Linked DNA regions of Mus musculus: region 1 is linked to region 2. A link is a loop called in an ENCODE intact Hi-C map of the cell type or tissue named here. Cell type or tissue: left cerebral cortex. All regions are shown on one strand.

The links. A loop is a pair of places that touch in the nucleus more often than their neighbours do. Peaks named below come from ENCODE experiments on the same cell type or tissue, not always from the same donor. Only the 100,000 strongest peaks of a DNase experiment are listed, where the experiment ranks them.
Region 1: a loop joins it to region 2, with 2.6 times the contacts of the local background. A loop is called at or near these places in 4 of 42 quality-filtered maps.

What each region holds. Positions count from the first base shown.
Region 1 is chr8:49,022,964-49,030,963 of GRCm38, forward strand. It overlaps a transcript of Tenm3 not described here. Among named protein-coding and RNA genes, the nearest start is that of Gm25830, 68 kb to the left of the region's middle. In left cerebral cortex, no CTCF peak of the experiment used is centred here; a DNase peak (open chromatin) is centred at 3,204.
Region 2 is chr8:48,556,249-48,564,248 of GRCm38, forward strand. The region is part of intron 2 of Tenm3 (teneurin transmembrane protein 3); the gene reads right to left. Among named protein-coding and RNA genes, the nearest start is that of Gm39178, 100 kb to the right of the region's middle. In left cerebral cortex, a CTCF peak has its summit at 4,189; a DNase peak (open chromatin) is centred at 4,167; H3K4me3 peaks cover 167 bases; H3K27ac peaks cover 187 bases.

The DNA of each region.
Region 1 (8,000 bases), 470 kb after region 2:
GGAAACCAGCGCTTAAGGCTGCCATAGGGCTTCAGTGTAGATTCCAGATATGGACTTTGCCATCCGTCCTTTATTTTGACTGCAGAATGGACCACAAGTCTTAATGCCAACTGACAACTACATGGTACTAACCCACTAAGTGTCAACCTCTGTCAGCGTGTCACACATACAAAACCAGGAGGTTGCATAATTTAGTATACCCGAGCTCGAGCTGCTTTTCCTAGCAGTTTTGATTATGATATGGAAGATACCGGTTCCGTTCTTATGGCTAGCTTGATTCTGAGAAAGAGCCAAGGATAAAACCAAAAATAAGAACCAAAAAAAGGGATCACAGTCTATATAAGTTTTTATTATACTAAATTAAGATGGATGTGGGGAAAAAAGTACGTGCTTTAAAGACAGCATTTAAAAATCCAAGATGCTGTGGGCATAAGGAACGCTGTTTCTCAGTGCCGAGGCTTAATCCCAGCCTTTCATGCACTTTAGCAACTAACTGCTTCATCCAGGTTATGTTAAAGCTATTCCAAAGTGAGAGGGGAATAAAGAAGTCTGGCAAGGTGGTGCTAGAAGCTAACACATGGCTGTATCTTTTTACAAAATTTCTTATTATCTTACAGAGATGGGTTTATTATCTGGGTTTATTGACTATTGATGACTTAGCACAAATACAGTGTCTCTCCCATAAACATAACAACATTTTGTTTCATGTGTTGAAAAGATGTACCGTGTTTGGGCTATGGTTCAGGGTATTATGTTAGTCCAACAGCAGAGACCCTGATACAGTGCCTGAGGGAGCTTATCTTCCTCTAGGGTAGACAGCTGCAGACAGAGGCCTTAATACATGTATAATTGCCATATTGTTATACGTCACAGAGTGAGATGTGGCAGAGAAATACAACGGGAAAACAAGAAGTGGGGTGGGGGTGTTATGCCAATGACAATGGTTAGGAGAGGGATCTCTGGGGAGATAGACCTATGTACAGGTGCAAAGAAAGTGAGATCTGAGGAGTGGCTGGTGGGTGGAAATACCTGGAGTCAGAGGTCACTTAGTGGGAGTGGATAGATACTGTCCCCCTGAAGGCTCATGTAATATTGGTTTGGTTGCCATTTGATTGGATGTGGGCTCAGTCATCAGCCTAATCAATGACTAATCCACAAATGTATTGATAACTTGGTGGCAGGGGAAGGAGGTTGTTGAAATCCATTGGTAGGTCCTTTTTGGGGAAAGTAGTTCATAGGTGGTGTGATGCTAAAGGGCACACAACTCATCCTTGACCCTTACCTCTTAGTCACTCTGCTTCCCAACTACTATGAGGTAAACAACCTCCTTCATTATATCATCTCAGTGACACAGGCTGCCCCTTCTTGGATCTAGGAGCAGTGGATTCAACAGATCTTGGCCTGAAGACTCCAGAACTGTGAGCCAAAGCAACGTATCTCCCCTTTAACATTGCTTACTTTGGTGTTCTTGCTATAGCAACAAAAGGCTGATGAATGCAACCAGCATTTCAATGGGACATCCCAGAAGCAGGGATGCTTGGCCGGCTGGGAAGAGTACCGGAAGGGATGAGGTCACAAAACATGGGTAAGGATGGCTGCATCTTGACAGCAATATCCAACTTTCCCTCGGGGGGAATAGTAGAGAATCAAGGCATTGAGTGTCATAGTAAAAGTGGCATCAGTGTCTCCATGTAAAGGGATAGGGTCCAACTCAGGGTGATCACAGCAACCAGGGCGACACATATGTTGAGTTGGATATAGACAGAGATGAAGAGAAGCTTTCATTGAAAGGAAATACATCAGGACATTTGTGGTGGATGGGAAATGGGCTACGTGAGGAAGAGGAAAGAAAAAGCTGACCTAAATGTCCCGGTTTTAGCGAAAGGCCATAGATCTAGGGTATCCGGTCTTTCTGTTTATCTCTTCTCTTCTATCTCAAAGGCAAGCATGAATCAAGGGTCTATTTAACTAAGCCATTCTCTGCCATTCCGTTAAAAAAGATGATGGACTACATCCAATGTCTAGAAGGAAACCCAGCTTGTACTTAGTTCATTTGAGGAATTGTTCTTGAATAGTTATCCTTATATCCATACTGTGTGCGATGCTGACAAGTTCAATTTCTGCTTGGGTTAATGGCCATATAAATGTCTTTACACAACTTCAGGTTGCTTGGAGGCAGGGATGATTTCTAAATTTTTTCCCCTGTGTTTTGCATTGCTGGATAGTTCTTTCTTTTCTTTTCTTTTCTTTTCTTTTCTTTTCTTTTCTTTTCTTTTCTTTTTCTTTTCTTTTCTTTTTGGAACTTGCTGTTTGAGGTCTAGTCTCCTCTTGTACTGGGGGGTGATGGTGGTAAATCTAATTAACATTAATGAGAGTTCTGTGTACATGTTGACAGGATAATAGACCTTTTAGGGTGGTTCCTCCTCTCTTACACCATCACTCCCCCACTGCACACTGACTGATTATTGCATCAGGCAGTGATACAAGTTCATGCCGGAGAACATACACTCTGTGGAAATTAAACAGAAAATCTGCCTTCATCTCTACATTCCCTTTATGTTATCGAGAGGAGACAGGAGCCGTAGGACATCATAGCCCACAGCAAATTTGGTTTTCTTGAGGGGAACATTTTTACAAAAGTAAATTTCCCAAGACCATTCAGGGTTATGTTTTCTTTGTTTGTTTTTAAGTTGGCAGTGCTGGTTACATATAACTGGGTTTTTACAGTAAGCAAATTGATAGAGAATTGAGAATATTGTCACTAAGAGCTGGGTGACTTCTTGGGCTTTTTACTTCAAATGATAAAAAAAAAAAAAGTAATACGTGTTCTAGGTCTATGAAGAAACTACTAAAATTGAATGAGCATAAATTTGGACTTCCTGCATTGCCTCGCCAGCATGGCTAAACATTTCATTGTTCTTAAGGTTACAAGGAATTGGTTTTCTTTCTATTGATGTATCCCATAATATGTCCTATATGTGTTAATAGGGACACTCTAGTCTTGTGAATAATATTTGGCAAGTGAAGAATGTTGTATTCTTCCAAAAAGCAGAGTCTATCTCATTGTATTCACAGAAGTTGGAATAAATACTCGTATAGTTAAAAGTAGATGGTTGTTCACAGCTCTACTTTTCCAACTTTAGCTCCCAAATACAGCTGTGCCTTCTTAGGCTAGATGCTTGGAGAGCGAGCGCTCACTTTTCTTTAATAAGGCTGGCTCAGAAAAGGAGTTGGAGGTGTGGATTTATTTTTTTATTTCCCTTCTAAAACTTGAGAGGCTGAGAGTCTTGTGGAGGGTGGGGGGTGGGGGGAAATGTGATCTAGTAGAAATACTGAAAGCTGGCAGGTTTGTTCAGTTCTAAACTCTCCCTCTTTTGGGTGGCATGGGTTTAATCCATCAGTTAAGAGAGCTTGACCCATTTAGCCATGCAACAGCTAAACCCTTAATCCCAACAGATTCATTTTACAGTTCAGATTTGGGCACCGATACTGCACTGATTCAAACTCACAGGTCAACAGAGTAGAGCAAAGCGGCTTCATTTCTCCCTTCTCCTGAGAACCGCAGGAGCAAAAGGATTTCTCTAGCAAATGGGTGTATATAACTCTAAGACCTTACTATTTACTATTCTATTTACTGATGGAATCTGCTGTCTCTATCAATGATAGTTTCGAAACAGACAATGAGATGTTCAACATGCGGAGAAGGAAATGTTAATACCATTAAGCATTCTCGGTTTTATTATTTAATTATTTGTTTTATTTTATGTATTTATTTTTGAGACATGGTATCACATGGTAGTGTAGGCTGGCCTCAAACTTGTGATCCTCTTACGTGGTGTGAGATGCCACACTTGGCTTCAAAGCATCATCATTCTTGAATTGTTTTTAAAAAAAGTCTTTAAAAGTATGAACAAGTTAATAAAAATTAATGGGGATAACATAAATAAATTGTATGAATATCTCTACCTTGAACCTAAAGCATTTATGGATCTAGTCAAAATTGATATTGTAGATGAAAATGTTGCCTACTACACAGGAAGCTGTCCTTCTAATGGAATGAAGCATTTCAACAGAGTACACACACTCAATACTGAGTTTATCAGTAGCAGAGTAGACTGCCATAAGTGGAGGGCAGTACTCATCAGCTTATTATTCTAATCTCCTGCTCACACATAGGGTCTCACAGGATTCCTGCAAGAAGGCACATTCACGGCCCCCCTGTCTCAGTCACGGGAGGTGCCTAGTATACATCTCTAATAAAAATAAAGAACCACCCTGTAGAGTAAAGCTGTTAGTATCCCATTTGTTTTGTAGAATAGGAAATGGGGACCCAGAAGCACATTAATGAATTTTCATAAGTCTGAAGACATATGGTGATTCTTATCCAGGGTTTCTGATGCTGTAGAGAACACAGAATAAAATAATTACGCCGGGGTTGAAATATGGTTCTCCTCAAAGTTTGACATATAGAATACAGAATGGTTTTTATGGGATTTTCTTCTGATTTGATAAGACTTTTAAATATTCAGTTTTTTTTAGAGACTATTCAGAATACAACAAGCAGATGCAACATTTTCTTTGTAAAATATTACTCATTTGCTATAGAATTCCATTCATTCCCCCCACTTATTTGTGCATGTTACAAGTCACCATCTTTTGACTGTGTAAAAGTCACTCTAGTTAGGGCCTGGGGTGATATAAAGCTAAACTGGGCATAGACTCTGGCTGTGCTCTCAACTCAGAGCCAGAGTTAAGAATATATTAATAATAACGGTAATCCAAAATCATGTAAGTTTAATCTAATGAGAGCCTGTAGGACACATTGTCTGCATAGTTTAGGGGGACACTCAGTGAAGGTCCTGTAATACTTAGGCTGAGTCTTCAAAGATGTGACTTTGAGCCAGGGTCTCTGTATGTAGCCCAGGATGGTTTTGATCTCATGATTCTTACATTTCACCCCACTTGAGCCTTGCTAGTCCTTGGACTAGCATCATGCCAGCCGAATGTGTTTGGCAAATAGAAATACAGGCAGTATACTTCTGCCATAATGCCCAATGTAAATAGAAAAGTAGCATCCATTTGGACTGAGCATACTCTTTCACAGATAACATATACAGAGTTTGTGAGTGTGTAAGTGATAAAAATCTTTTGGAGAAAATTTCAGAAGAATCATGTGTATGTGTGTGTGTGTGTGTGTGTGTGTGTGTGTGTGTGTGATTACTGCTTAGTTGAGGAAAAGAGAAGCAACATTCTCTCAACAGGTGACATTAAATTAGTCAGATTTATTACAAAGAATTAATGGTGTAGCATGGAATTATTTTTACTATAAATGGGGAAAAATGCCAAGTTGTATACCAAGAGTCATGGATCCAGCTGTAGGGTATTTTCTCAACTAGGAATCAATGCAAGAGGGCTCAGCCCATGATGGGTGATGCCATCCTTGGCCTGGTAGTCCTGAGTTCTAGAAGAAAGCATGCTGAGCAAGAGAAGCATGTTGAGCAAAAGGTGGGGAACAACACAGGAAGCAGCACCCTTTCATGGCCTCTGCATCAGCTCCTGCCTCCTGGTTCCAGCCCTGCTTGAGTTCCTGTCCTGACTTCTTTTTGATGATGAACAACAATGTGGGAGTGTAAGCTGAATAAACCCTTTCTTTCTCAACTTGCTTTTTCATCCTGGTGTTTCAACACAGCCATAGAAACCCTAAGGCATGTCAACAAGCAGTTTAAACAGAGGGTTCTGTAGCCTGTTTTTACAAGGAAGAGGAAAGATGGAAGCAGGTACCAGAAAGGATAATGACTCTCCTTATTGCGGGTCATGTTCTAAGTGCTAACCCTTATGAGACCAGGAGTGGGAGTGGGTGGGATTCAGTCACTTGGCTGCTTACCTGATAGGTACATGAGATGTGGCATCATGTGAGATCCTGTGTTCCTGAGGAGGGAGTCAGACCCTGGCAGCACCTCTGAGAGAAACACTGAAACATCTGCTGTATCTTTATCCATAAGACTAGAGATCTGCGTACCAATGAATACATTTATATCCTCTCAGGGATGGCGAAGTTGGCTCTGTCAACCTCACTCCTTCAGGGACATTCAGGAGAAAGGCATGTGCGTGTGTGTTTGTAGAATGTGTTTGCACCTGGAGCAGTGGACCTGGCAAAGAGTCACAGTCATGGCAGAATTAGTTATTGTTTAGTCTGTGGAGGGCCAGAGTTAGGCAGAGTACGGGGAGAAGGGTAAATTCTTTTGCTTCTGGAACATTCTCGACATGTGCGTTTTCCTGGCCTCAGACATCAAAGCTCCAGATGACCAGGCATGTGGATCCTAAGATATACGCCAACCTACAGTGCTTCTCAGGTCTTTGACCTTCCACTAAGAATCATCACCAAACATTTCCAGGTCTATGGATTCAGACTAAATTTTTCACCTGCTCTCTTTAGCTGGTGGGTGGCATATGATCACCGTTCTCTGCCTATATAACAAGTAAGCTAATCACCCACATGGTGCCCATCAAATATACGTCGAGAATGCCCCCAACTAATGCACTCCTTCTACCTAGACACAAACATAGCTTGGCCCATGAAGGGAATTTATGGACGTAGTACAGTACTGGCTGTTCAGTGAGCTGAAGAGTGCCAAAGATGACACCACTGTGAAGTCCGTGGAGCATTTGATAGAGGGTTTAGGTACAGAGAAGAGCTGTGCTCTGAATTATGATGATTCTCGTTATCTTTTTCCCAGTGAAGGTTATGGGCCCTGGAAAAACCTACTATACTACATAGCCGAATAACTAGGAAGATGGAGTTTGTCCTGTCAGTCCACGAGGAAGCAAAACCGCAGCTGCATATCAATGATAAAGTCTTTACATAGTTGTCCAACTGTTTCTACAGTTTATGAAGCAGTGTAGTTTTAAATTGCACTTTGTGTGTGTCTGCGTGTGTGCAGGTAGAGGATAGGGGTCAATGCCAAGAGTCTTCATTGACCATCTCCTTTATTTTTTGAGATAAGGACTCTCAGTCAATCTCTAGTTTTAGCTATGTTGGCTTTTAACATGCCTCCAGGATCTGTCTTCATACCCCCTGCACTGGTGCGTAGGTTATAGGTGCATGCTGTCAAGTTTAGTTTTCATGTGGGTGCTGGGATCTGAACTCAAGTTTCACATATACATAATAATAAATATTATACATAGGGAACTTTGATCTACACATATATAACTTTGAATAATATACACAGTTTATTGTGACTTTTTCACACGTATATAACTACAGCATCCTCTCTGCTGAGTCCTTTGTAACTAACCTTAGAAGGATAACCCTCAATATCAGAGGCAATTTTTGAAAAAAGTTTGGAAGTCTCTGAGTGGACTCAGTGCCTTGGGCTGGCCGTCTTGAATGGCTAGAAGCCATTAGTAGCGGCAATCCTAACATCAGACAAACAGAATGTCCTCCTATACATTGTTGACGATTTGACACGGCCTTTTATGTCTTCTGTGCTCAAATACACTGGCTTTTCACAGCTTGCCCAGGCTTCCCCTGCACTCCTGTTCTTCAGCACTCATCCACAAAAGCTCACACCTCAAAGCTTCGCTGCACTCTACACACTGCATTCCTCCACATCAAACCTGGCTTGTCCAGGAATTATTTTATTCCTTCAAGTATTCCAGTGATAACTCTTACAGATTGGATCTATGTGACTTTGAGATTATTTTAGTAATTCCTAGACTATAAGCTCCGGTGTCAACATTATTAACCTATTTTCAAGAGCATGAACTTAATGATTCTTTAATTATGATTAAAATTTGAAGTGCCTGCCACTAATTAAAATGTAAGCATGTGTAATCCTAAATACCTTTACAACATGCATTTCACTTGGCACCAGAATGAGGATGTAAAATTCCCTTTCAGATTTAACAGTATTTTTTTTTCCTTTCTTTCCGCCTATTTTAAGAAAAACAACAATCTGAAAGATCTTTAAGATACTTCCTTGTATCTCTGAATAATTTAT
Region 2 (8,000 bases):
ACTGCGCTCAATTTTTTTTTTATTCCCCAAACTGTCCCTTCCTCTCCTCGGGCTCCACTTTTATCATATTTTTCAATCCCTCCATTCCAACGTCCTGCCTTTTAATTTCTCTTTCTTCTAGAACATTCTACCTCCCCCTTCAGACACCACTTCCAGTACTCTGAGAATGGCTGTTCAAGGATTTTTAGATTTACCAGCGGGTTTTTTTTTTTTACAGTTATAAAAGATACATACATATGTACATATTTTTTCATTCATTTTAATCAATATATTGTTACCATTTTTCATTTTTCATTTTAACTCACTTTAGACTCACACACCCCAAAAGATGATACTGTAGGAGATAAACTATCATTTCATCCCTGTATTTTTCAAGAATCCACGTACTTCCACTCCCCCCTTCTTTTGGGGAAGGACAATCATTTTCCATATCCTCAGGATTCCACGATAACCATGTTTGTCCTTTTTTGGCTTTGATAGTCCTGACATCTAAGGGTCCAAGGTTACGAAGGCATCCCTTTCTCTGCAGACTTCCTCTTCTCAATCTCCATGACCTTCTCAGACATCCATCAGCACACCGAGAAATAGCAGTTGCCACTCCATATTTAAGCAAATTATCTGCCTCTTACTGTTCTTTCATAACGAAGGAGGCCCTTCTAAAAACCACGATTCACCAAACGCATCCTATTCCAGACTGTGCGGGGAGGGATCGATTTGGGACCTTTAATTGGCATTATTAAGATATCATAGAAGTTACTTTAAAATAGCAATTATTTAAAATTTAGACGTTCCTTTGACAATCTAAAATTTGAAGTTATTTCAAGGTTTTGAAATTCTCTTTAGTAAAATTGGGTCAAAAAAGAGAACAATAGATATTTTTTTTAGGGCACAAAAAAAAAATTCAAAGCTCTTAAGCAAATACCTCCCTGAATCAACTGTTTTGAAAGAATCATTTCACAGATTCTCCAATGCTTGACTCTTCTCTGGGTGGATAGCCCCAAGACATTGCAAGTACACACTATATAACCTGAAAACAGAGCATGAAGAAGCTGTTCTTGGAGTCTTAGAGAAATTAAATAGGCAGAACATTGCAGAGTTGGAAATTGCTAAGACCCAAGGACTCGTCTGTCCTTGGGAAATGTATCTCTTGATTCTGATGACCACGGATTTGCAGATCTGGATCAGAACGGGAGAACACAGGAAGATGGACGGACTCTTTAATGGAAGAATGAATGGTTTGAAGAGCTTAAATAAATCACAGTTTGGGGCAAGATGAATCTTAAGAAGACCGATATTTGGCACGCTCATTTCCCCAGATAAATGCTATGCAAATTGGTCACTGATTGATAGCATTTATTAAAATTCCAATTTAAAATGCTAATTGAGCAATGCCCATTTATAAATATCAGATCCAGGTTAGGCAAATGTTTTTAATGTAGCATTATATTGGAAGTACGCTACGTATGTGTCTAGTTTTTCTGAATACAAAAAGTGATTATTCCAAATGAGACAAAGACAACATCCCTTAAGAATTATCAAGGGCTGACTTTCACAGAGCCTGGGTAGGGACAGAAGAGACCTAGGAAGAGATGTTTTTAAGTTGTTTCCTTTGCTGACATATGAAGGATGGGGTCTCCATACATTTTCCAAGGAAAACCATGGGATTGCGACCACACCCATCCACGCAGTCACTCACTGCCATCTTTTTTTGGGAGTCCACCAAAGGGTCACACAGGGCAGTGTGCAGACATAAGGCACACATTCAGTTCCTGTTTTCTTCTATCATCACTGGCCATATTGATGATGCTGGGATTAATTAGCATTATGGATACTGCCTTCACAACCAAAGTAGTTCTTACAGAGGATCTGCAGAATTCCCTACAGTTGCACAAGCAGAAACTATTAAATATGTTGAACCATGTGGCTATTTTATGTTGCGAATGAATAACCACATGGAATCATACTTGCAATATTAAATGAATCTTACTTATAACTGAATTCAGTTCTTTAGGCATAAAACACTAATGACTGCACACCACAAGGAAGATTTTTAAAAATGCATGAACCAAACCAAATCAAAGCAGATTGGGGTTTTTTTTTTTTGTTTTTGTTTTTGTTTTAAAAATGGGCCCATGAATGAGCTGTTACCTCCAACTGGTGCTGACCTTGCTTCATAGTCACAGTGCTTCTGGCCTCTCCCTACAAAGCCTACAGCCTTGAAGAATCAGAACCAGAACGCAACTGAAACCAAGATATTTACATTCCCGGATAATTATTAAGCACTGGAACCAGACTGTCAGAGATGCTAACACAAAATCAATCTCAAACACAGCAATATTCATATATGACCATGTGAAGCTAACACTACCATAGAACATCTCATGCCAGGACAGCATAATATATTGAGCATTTTGGTGTGTATCTTTCTTTTTCTTTATTCTGTTTTTGTCCTGGATATCAAACCAAGTCACTAGCATGATTGGCAAGTGCTATGCCCTGAGCTAACACCTACTACTTAAATTCTCTAAGCCCCTTTAAGTAGCCAGCAGTAGTGTTCCACTTTATAGACGAGGTACTGGAAACTAAAGGGGCTAAGACTGTACCCACCTATTTACAGGGTGCCAGGCTTAGGCTATGTCTCAATGAGAGGGCTCCTGAGTCACACAGTCCTTTCAGAGACTTGGCTCAATAATTAAACTGGTTTCAAATGTGTTGTTCACTGTCTAAGCCAAATTTATCAAGCAAGGTATATCACCTACTGGGAACCACGATGCCCCAGTTTACAAAGGATGTAGATCATAGATGAAGGAACAAAAGGCCAAATACCTTAATTCCTCCTGTTTTGAAAATACTTCAGGAGGGTATACCAATATTAGTATTGTTTGCAAACTGGAAATTTTGTAGCAGAATAAAATGATCACAAAGCATTCCTAAATACTTGATTTAGAAATTATCATGTGAAGGATGGCATGTGTCTGCCAATTAGAAGGTCTCTGCTAACAATTGTAATTTCACTTAAAAGCGCTGTTCCTTTAAAAAAAAAAGAATGTCAAAGAAACTGTTACCAAGATTCTAGTATACTGATATCAATTGGTGTATAGTAATTGTGCTGATATCAACTGGTACCTAATAATTGCACAATTACTCTGGTCACACACTCTGCATAAAATTTTAGATTTTATTGAAAGTTTTGCCAAACATTTTTTTTCTGGTCAGTAGCACACATAATTTCCTAACAACCACAGCGTCTCTAGTATTAGTTGATGAAAAATCTATTTTAAAATCATATTTCTGGTCCTATTTTCTCATCACATTCAAGGTTCATATCCACAATAGATATAAGGACTTGAAAACAGCCTTGCAAGAAAGGCCAGCTCATAATTTTTCATGGGTGTCTGTAATGAATCTAAAGAAATAAAATCTAGGTGATTCTTCACCCCCAAATATTCATATTTATTTTAAAACTAAATGAAAACAGCCACATGTGAAAATGATTCCTAAAATGCAAGTTTCTTTTCTTTGTTTTCAAAGCCATTGATTTTTTTTTTCACCAAAAGAAAGAAAAGTCAGTCAAGTATGTGATAAAGAACTGAAGCTCTTTGCTTTGCAATCAAGCCGGTGTGTACCAAAAGAACTCATCCTTATTTCTGGCCCCATTCGGGTGACCTTGGGCAGGAGCCTGCTGGGCCCTAACCAATCTGGACAGACAAGGGAAGAGGAGGAAGCAGGGACCAGGTGGATGTGATGAAGTCTGGATTCCTTGCAGGGGGCAAGCAAGCAAGCCGCTGGATCCAAGAGGCTTGGTGACCGCCTGCTTCCTTACTGGCAAACTTCCAAGCTGGAGAGAGACCAGGGTGAGCAAGGAGATCATTCCAACCTGGTGGGAAGCTAGACAGGGCTGGAGGGCAGACTTTCAAAACTAAGATGGCCAGCAAGAGTTTTCAGGGGAAGGGATGCCAGGTACTGAATATATAGCAAGAGCTAAGGGATCAAGCCAAACACCTCCCAAAGGCAACATTAAAAGGGAGTCTCCAGTTCCAAGGCGTATAGAACCTTATAACATCTGTGAACTACCGGCCTCTGGAAGTGCAGTGGGGAGGAAGAGGAGAGGCGGAAGGAACACACTGTTCATCTCTAGCACATGAGTGCAGGCAGCAATACTAATTCCCAGGCCCACCCAGGGATGGCACTGTCTGTCTATTCAAGCGGAGCAGCCTACTGGGGCTCACCTAAAATTTCAGGTCTTGCAGATAGGAATACCTCCTGGAGGCATATTTGTATGTATTCTCTGACAGTTCAAGTTTCATAAATACCGATGTGATAAATAAACGTTAACTAAGCGACTCCGGTCGAGCAGCAATGCCCTCAATCTGGACTGTTTATTCTCAGCCACTCCCTTTCCCATGCCACAAAACACTGGCCTTAGGACCACTGCAGTTCATGTCAAAAAAAAAAAAAAAGAAAGAAAGAAAAACTAGGTAGCATGCCTGTGAATTCACGTAAGGCACTGTATGTATCTTTCTTTGTCTCAGAAAACTAAGAGCTACTTATTTGTGAGAAATGGCGATGGAGTGTCATCAGAGGGTTTGTCTGTTCTGGTACCAGACCCAGGTGCCAGTCGGTTCCTTCCTCCATGTACTGAACACAACACGGAAGTCATATAAATTTTGACATTTACCTTTTAAATTTTATAATGTCAAAAAAAATTTTCCACACGATCAGCAGTATCAATCATTTCTGCATCTACTTCGGAAAACACATGTAGATAATCAGCAACGTGTTGGCTTGTGGTATTTTCATGAATCGGGTACATGAAATATGTTTTTAATGAGTTCTCTTGAATTGTGAACATAAAGTATGTGTAGATTTCTTTTTATACTTCACTTTGCTAAATGCTTGGCAAGGCTGCTTTTCACCCGGCCAATCACAGCTTGGTCATAATGTGACATAAAGGAATTTCCTGATTGGCCAGGACCAGCTGAAGGGTCTGGCTGTGTGCCCCCATTGAGTTGAGCGAATATCTTTTTCTATCCATCTTCACACCATATTCTGCTGCCTGTCTTCTTGCCCCTAACTCCTTTCTGACCATAAACATTTCACGGAGACAGAGACTGTTGGGTAAGGGAAATGGCAACTGCATGATTCCTCTGCAGACTCCGCAACAGGTACAAACTAAGTAGGCAGTAAGTAGGTGCTGTGTAGATGGATGGGTCACTAGAAACAAATAGTCCAGACTAGAGACACACCTTGTTAAATGAAGTAGTCCAGATATTTGCCTTTATTAGACTATGATGAGGTAATTGTACTTATGAGACTATGATGACATAGCTATTGTGTCTCTCTCCCTCCTCCCTGCCACTACAACCCCACTCACATACACCAATGAGGTGACATGCATTTTGACAATAGAAGTTGTGACCTAATGGAACTTACCGCTATTGGTAGTTCAAGTCATTATTGTAAACTCCATAATACATATGTTTTTGTCATAAAATCACAAGATTACCACATTGGATATAAACATATTACATGATCTAGACTGACCTGCAGATCTCTTCCAAATATAGTCCATGAATATTGACACTGTGTCCTAATGAATTTTGTTGTTTATCTTTTGGTACTTGTACTATACCATATCCATCCCAGTAATATAACTATGCCATATCCGTCCAAGTAGTATATAACAGTGCTTATTCACTGTTTTGAGAGTATCCCTCTAAAGCCACCACTTATAGACAATGCCTTCACTAGCATCAAGTATCAGTGATGAACAGTTGGCTGCCATTTTCTCAATAAGGACATTTCATCTTCTTGAAGGTGATTATTCTTTAATCTTCCCTTAAAATCCATTGTCATGATAAACTCAAAAGTTATTATTATTTTACCTCACACATCAGTTTTTTTAAAAATCTCTTTCATCCTTTTACTGGCTCCCTTCTAAACATCTCTTGACTATAAAGGGTGGAGCTAGCCAAGAACCACAAAGTCTCAGAGCCTCTGCCAGAGTTAGGGGCCCCGAGAAAAGAATAAAGTTTGGTGGAAGGACAAAAGGTCAAGTGAGAGAAAATCCAAGGCGAGCATCTCACCACTGTCTATTCAGAGGTGGGAAGGGGTGACGGAGTTCTGCAGCAGAGAGTCACAGCTCCGTCCAGGTGCGTTACCATCATGCCTGAGATCTAGAGGCAGTGTGTGAGTGAGCAGAGGAAGCCACATGCTCAGCTTGAATCTTGGGGATTTCCGAAGACGATAACGAAGAGCACCCTGTGGAAGACCACCCCGTAGAAGAGGTCAGGGCTAGTGGGACAGAGGGCGACCTCTAGGAAACTGAAGAGGATGAACAGCACACATGACACGTCCAGCAGGACAGCCTTCAGGATCTGGGCCTGGGCACAGTTCGGTGATACTTAATAAGAATCCTCGTTGCAGATTAATATTTAGGATGATGGAAGCTCTTGGAATTGGCAGGCAGAAGCAGTTTGTGAGCTAAAGGATGATAATTTCTAGAACAGTAATGGGGTGAGTGTCCGATTTAATGGTTGTTTGAAAGAAAATGGATGCGGAGAAACGAAGAGAGGAGACCAGTGTACAAGCTAGCTTTTTTCCTTCTTCAGAGCATCTGTACTTTAATTCCACTCACACTAATTAAATGACTACTATGTGCCCAAAACACCTTAGGTAGTTTTAACCGAAAAGACTTCCTTAGTTCCACAAAGAGCCAAGCTAGTTAAAACTTGGGGAAAAAAAATAATGTGTCTCCATTATTTAAATGTTCTTGGCAAGGGGCGGTGGTGGGGGTCAGGGAACAACTGTGACAATTTTTTTTAAAAGAAAAATTCCTAAAGAGGGTCTGTACCAATTTGTAAAAACTAAAGTACACTTAGAGTCTTGCTAGAAGCAATTTCAGCAGGAAAATTAACAAGTGGACGCAGAAACTTCTGGGTACGGAGGGGTCCTGTTGTTTGTCTTATTCTGAGGGCTTTGAGCTTCTGAGTGTCTATAGACTTCTGGTGTCATCTTTCTCTTAGGAAAACTGGAACAGACGGAACCAGGTCCACCCGAATTATTGGATGGCAGAAATAAGGACATCTATTGATGCTAAACTAACTGACGATGGCTAGAGGCTTTGACAAACCAGGGTTCATGACCTCTGATGCACACCTCCCCACGGAGACTCTGACACCAGACAATCCAGCCACTTTGGAGTCCATCGCACATGGTAATTTGACTTCAAAATGCAAACCACTGTGAAGCCCCCAGAACTGTTGTTATTTCTGGCCAGGACCTTTGTGAGATTTTCAACAGAAAAAAAAAAAAAAGTTTGTGCAGTGTGATCATTCAAATGAACTTCAAAGATGAAGGTGAAGTAAGCTGGAGTATTAATTTCATAATATTACCCACTAGGTCAATAGATCCCCATGTCATTTTAACTACAGTAAGGCTGGTTTGGTTCAGATGACGTAAGCAGACTGGATAAGCAGAAAGGCTCTCAGGGGCAGGCGGGCGTCCATGTTAAATAATCACACCATCAGGGGGTCTGTATTCCGCAGGGGAGGTTGGATAAGTCTGGGTCAAAGACTTTCTGGCAGGGTTTCAGAAGGATGCCTCGAATTAGAAAGTCTCCGACCAGAAAAAGTACAGTTGGATTAGGGTGTGATTAATAGTAATTTATGACAGTGAGAAAAGTCCTAAATTAGAGTGGGACATTTATACACTACAAAGCTAATTCTATTGTTGGTGATCATCTTTAGCGATTTTAAGAAACCATGAATTCTTAACACCCATGTTGGGGAAAAAATCACTGGTTGAAATTCAGAAAAACAGGTATCACAATCTACCATTGGTATAGAGTTCCCAATAAATATCCCATGCTGTTGACAGAATGGACTCACTACCAAAGAAAGGAACGGAAAGGAAGACTGCATCAATAGCGTCTACACTGAAGCCCAGCACAGTGGCCCACCTCTGAGCTCTGAGCACACTGACTTCCGACGATATTTTGA